Linked DNA regions of Homo sapiens: region 2 is linked to region 1. Evidence: chromatin loops called from intact Hi-C (ENCODE). Cell type or tissue: Calu3. All regions are shown on one strand.

What was found. A loop is a pair of places that touch in the nucleus more often than their neighbours do. Peaks named below come from ENCODE experiments on the same cell type or tissue, not always from the same donor. Only the 100,000 strongest peaks of a DNase experiment are listed, where the experiment ranks them.
Region 2: a loop joins it to region 1, with 15 times the contacts of the local background. A loop is called at or near these places in 7 of 110 quality-filtered maps.

Annotation. Positions count from the first base shown.
Region 1 is chr14:47,039,880-47,042,379 of GRCh38, reverse strand. All of the region lies in intron 7 of MDGA2 (MAM domain containing glycosylphosphatidylinositol anchor 2), which reads left to right. Among named protein-coding and RNA genes, the nearest start is that of RPL10L, 390 kb to the right of the region's middle. In Calu3, no CTCF peak of the experiment used is centred here; no DNase peak of the experiment used is centred here.
Region 2 is chr14:46,580,120-46,582,619 of GRCh38, reverse strand. It overlaps LOC124903309 (a long non-coding RNA gene), which reads left to right. Exons shown (of 11, transcript XR_007064146.1): 3 at 766-874. LOC105370480 (a long non-coding RNA gene) reads right to left here. Exons shown (of 4, transcript XR_943827.3): 3 at 2,298-2,380; 4 at 1-58. Among named protein-coding and RNA genes, the nearest start is that of RPL10L, 70 kb to the left of the region's middle. In Calu3, no CTCF peak of the experiment used is centred here; a DNase peak (open chromatin) is centred at 1,339.

The sequences.
Region 1 (2,500 bases):
GTTTTGAAGACACGCACCTGCATGCGTGTGCATACACACACACACACACACAAAAAAAAAAAAAAAACATAGATTTGGTTCATTTGGATTATTTGCATCTACAAATTTACTACTTACTTTAGTCCTACTTTTTTACATTTGTTTATATCTGGTCAGGATGAGAATTATTGAATTCTGTTCTCTAAGGGTAACTTTCATAAACATAGTATCTCTGAAGTTTTATTTATTTATATGTTAAATATAGACTATACATTCTACTCGAGAACATACATATCTTTTATAAAGTACTTCCCTCCAAAATTCAGGTGTAATTGAATTAGTGCCATGCTTATTTTAAGATTCTTGGAAATATGAGTCTGATTGTCTTTTGGAAGAAAATTATATTATTTATTACTGAGCTTCTTATGATTCTTATATTGAAAGAAATATAGCTTTTGTTTCAATATCTACTATTAAAGTGCACTACAGTCATATTTTTAAACCAATAATTCCATTAAAAGCACATTCAGATGTCTTTGTTTCAGACAGCATGATATTTTTCCACATAGTTCAAATGAACTAAACTTCTGCATTCTTTTAAGCCATTTTCTAAGTAAAGAATAAAGATAAAATTTTCTCAGCTGCCTTCCCAATGAAGAAATGAAAATATTTTCTTTTTCTATATTTGCTTCATTTTACAGTCTGTGATCAGTGGAAAAGTTGACAGAAAAGCAATGTGTTCAAATCATTTGTCTATTTATTTACGTTTGGAATGAGAAACTTTGGTGTCATATCATGTTTTTCCAGTTTCTCTGATTATAACATCTCCTGCAGTAGTATTTCAGGCAAAAAAATATCAAGGGCTGTGTATAGACTATATACACATATATACTGTAACATATATACTATATGTTAGAGAATGTATCTGCATTTTTATTAGGAGTGACTTTTTCTAGCAAGTACATTGCATAAATGGGGATCTTACATGGTATAGACATTTCAAATATTTATGCTAAATTTGATACGTTTTCATTATGAGACAATTTTTTTAAATAATTTGATTTAAGACCTAAAAACCAAATGATAAAATTAAATTTCATGTCTTCAAATTGCCTCTTTCCTCTGTTTTTTTAAAAAATAATTCATAACTTATCTATTCAAATATTTAAATGAAAGAAAAAAGAGAACTGGAAGAGTCTTTTCTTGACTTCCTTAACTTTTTCACACACCCACACATCTCAAGATCTGCATCAGAAGTATATTCTAACAATATATTTTGCATAAGATTATGCTACTTGTAGGAGCTACTAATTGTAGAATTACTATATTTCATTATTATTTATCACATTTGTTCCAAAATATACATGATTCATATTGATTATGTTTATCTCTATTATCTATTATTTTGATAGCTTTTTATTTTCCTATGTTCCTACCATCTTCTTCTGCTCTGCCTTTCTTTCTTTCTCAATTGTTTCACAACTTTCTTATCTGTGCCAAACAGGAAAGCAAGACACTAGACTTTAGAGACAGATTAAGGCTCTGTGCCCTTAAGGAGCTGCCTGGTCAGGGATATAAACATAGAAGAAAATACAGGACAAAGTCACAAGGACAGGTTAAATGGGTAAAACATACAACGTAGTGTGTAGTCAGGAAGAGTAAGTAACCAGGTCAGCCTGGATTTACAAAGGGAATAACATTTGAACTGAGTTTCAACACATGGGGCAGACAGAGGGTGCTAGAAGACAGCAAGAGCCAGACACTCTGACCATGGAAAAGAACTGCTCATTCAAGGGCTCAGAGGTTAACTAGTTGGTGAAACTTCAGTAAAGGAGTGTTAACAGGAGTTAGTGATTTTGGAAGAGCATTTCTCAGTCTATGTTTTCAGAACATCATTTCCAGAGTGATACATTTGTGTTATAAAATGTGAAGTTTTCATTGAATGAGTTTTGGGAAATAGATTGAATTAACATTTTAAAAATTTCTGGGCTTCTTGGGCCCTGTAATATGTTATTATGCACTATATATATTGTTTAATCAGTAAAAAAAAGAGGGAAATAAAGAAAATAAAATTTATCAGTAATCCCACACTCTAGAGAGAACCGCTGTTAGTGTTCTGGTATAGTTCTTTCTAGGATTTCTTTTCCTCTAGACTTTTCCCCATGTAAGTCTCCTCTTCCCTGAATTAGTGCCCAATTACCTTGCTATTTAATGTATATATTAGGTGTAAAATTTTGTACTGTGTTTCTCTATGTGAGAGATGGTATGCTAGATGGTAACAATGTAAAGACAGAGCATGTATAGCCTACCCTTCAAGAAGCTCCCTGTTAACATTCATTGAAAATTTTTTTAAAATAAATTTTATTGTATATATTTGAGGATTACAACATGATATTATGGGATACATATGGATAGTAAGATGGTTGCTATAGTGAAGCAAGTTAACATATTCCTTATCTTGCATAGTTACTTGTGTGTGTGTGTGTGAGAGAGAGCCAAGAGAGCTAATATGTAGTTATTT
Region 2 (2,500 bases), 460 kb after region 1:
TTACATGCAGCCATCTGTAGAATGTCATGTGGTCTGTCTTCAACTGGAATGACAGGAGCTAAAAGAAATGTGCAACCATGAGGACACAGTAACCTAAGAATGACGTGTTAAGACAGGAAACCCAAAACGATGGTAACTGAGAATGGTGCTAAGGCCCTAAGTTTTGGTCACACTCTCACCTGAGTGAGAACCTGACCAAAAAGGGGGAGTTTTTTGTTTTTGTTTTTGTTTTTTTTGAGACGGAGTCTCGCTCTGTCGCCCAGGCTGGAGTGCAGTGGCGGGATCTCGGCTCACTGCAAGCTCCGCCTTCCGGGTTCACACCATTGTCCTGCCTCAGCCTCCCAAGTAGCTGGGACTACAGGCGCCCGCCACTACGCCCGGCTAATTTTTTGTATTTTTAGTAGAGACGGGGTTTCACCGTTTTAGCCGGGATGGTCTCGATCTCCTGACCTCGTGATCCGCCCGCCTCGGCCTCCCAAAGTGCTGGGATTACAGGCGTGAGCCACCGCGCCTGGCCGGGGGAGTTTTTTTTAAACAAAATTCTGGGGACCATTGTTTTGGACTAAGCTCATGCACTAGGCCCCAACAGACCAAACCAAACAAAACGGAGTTGCTTGTGTGTTAAGAAAACACATAGGTTCTAGAACAAACCAGATTTTGTTTTTTTTCCTGCTGCAAATCTTTGTAACAAACATTTTTGATAGCATAGGTATCCACCCCATGAAGTTCACAATCTTTTAACCAAATTCATTTCCTCTTGCCTAGAGACCATCAAGCTTCACATCATCATGCAACAAAGGTTCCAGCCAGTTCCAGGTGAAGACACCACCCCTGGCCATCAAGAAGCTACCTTGCCTTCACCAGACAGAGCAGGGTGAGAGTTCCATGATCCTCAGTAGGTAGGGACTACACCTCAAGCCAGCATGAAGCAGATACAGAAAAAAGATCATCGGTTTCTCTGCCTCCCATAAAGATTTATGGGGTCACATCTCTCATGGGGGAGATGAGGCAGGAAAAGAGGGTCTGAAGGCAGGGAACATAAGGCCAATTCACACTTCAGCTATGACAGGAAATATTGTCTCCATAGGGTGTAGGCCAAGTAAATAACTTTGTAACTTTACTTTATCCCTTCATTTACATGGGGTGTACCCCAAGTAACCAATGGAATCCTCTAGAGGGTATTTAAACACCCCAAAATTATGTAATGAGGCCCTTGAGCCCCTATGCTTGGTCCCACTCCCACACTGTGGAGTGTACTTTTATTTGCAATAAATCCCTTAATTCCTTCCTTCCTTTGTGCATTTTGGCCAATTCTTTGTTCAAGACGCCAAGAACTTGGTCGCCCTCCAGTGGTGACAAGAAGAGACTACAGATTTCTTCCTCGTGAAAATAAGAAAACAACTAGGAACTTTCCGAAATTTCTGTAGTATGTTAAGCAGAGGGAGTCAAGTTGAAAGAAAAGGCCATTAATGCTGAAACACCTATGATGTCATACTTGAAAAGGAAGGACTTTCAGAGAAATATGTAAATAATTTCCTCCCATTCTGTCCCAAGCCAAGGGAAGAAGTTTCTGAAAGTAAGAGCTTTGGGTGGGTAATTGCGTGAAAATTGGAATGGGACAAACAATATTGGTGCACCAAATGCACTTCAAAAGGTAAAGTGAGGAACTTAACATTACAGGTTCCTGATATTGCTAGTATGAAAATGAGATGAGGCAGAATCTCTAACTAGTTTCGTCTTGATAAAACACTCAGGAGTGAAAATCACTAAGGTGATCAGCTTTTAGTCTAACCCTACTTTCAACTGATAACTTATAGCTCTTACCAAATGAAATCACTTCTAAGAAACCACAGCAGGGCCACGGGAGAACCTGGCCACCAAAAGGCCTAGCTGCAGCATTTTACTCCCAAGTTTACTTATTCAGGAAATTCAATTCAATTCGTTCATTGAATGGATTGAACTTTAATACTAAACTGGGCTCATTGCCACTTCCTGAGGATTGGTCAGATGATCATCAAAATCAATGAAATATTGATCTATACAATTGCTGAAGGAGTCCAAGCAAACTACCAATATGTCAATATGACCCACTTGGTTTTTTTTAATCAAGGGTGCATATAATAATTCCCTGAAAAGCTTTCTTAAAATACCCTGGATCATAGGCCTCTCTGGATTTCCTGATTCTGATTTGGGACATGCCAAGATGTGTCAGGTAAGCACATTTTTAGAAAATAAAAATCTCAATATGTAATTATGAAGCATAACACATTTTGAGAACTACTGATGTAGATTATCACCTGCAAGCATAAGTAGATTCGGTACAGAGGTTGATTCAGTACAGAGGTTGAGGTCCTCGGATTCAGTACAGAAGCTGAAGTCCCTAGGGAAAGGGAGTTGATGCCAAATGCAAAAGATTACATTAATAATTTGTCTTAGACAGCTCAGCTACCATAACAGAATACCACAGACTGCAGGACTTAACAGAAATGTATTTTCTCAC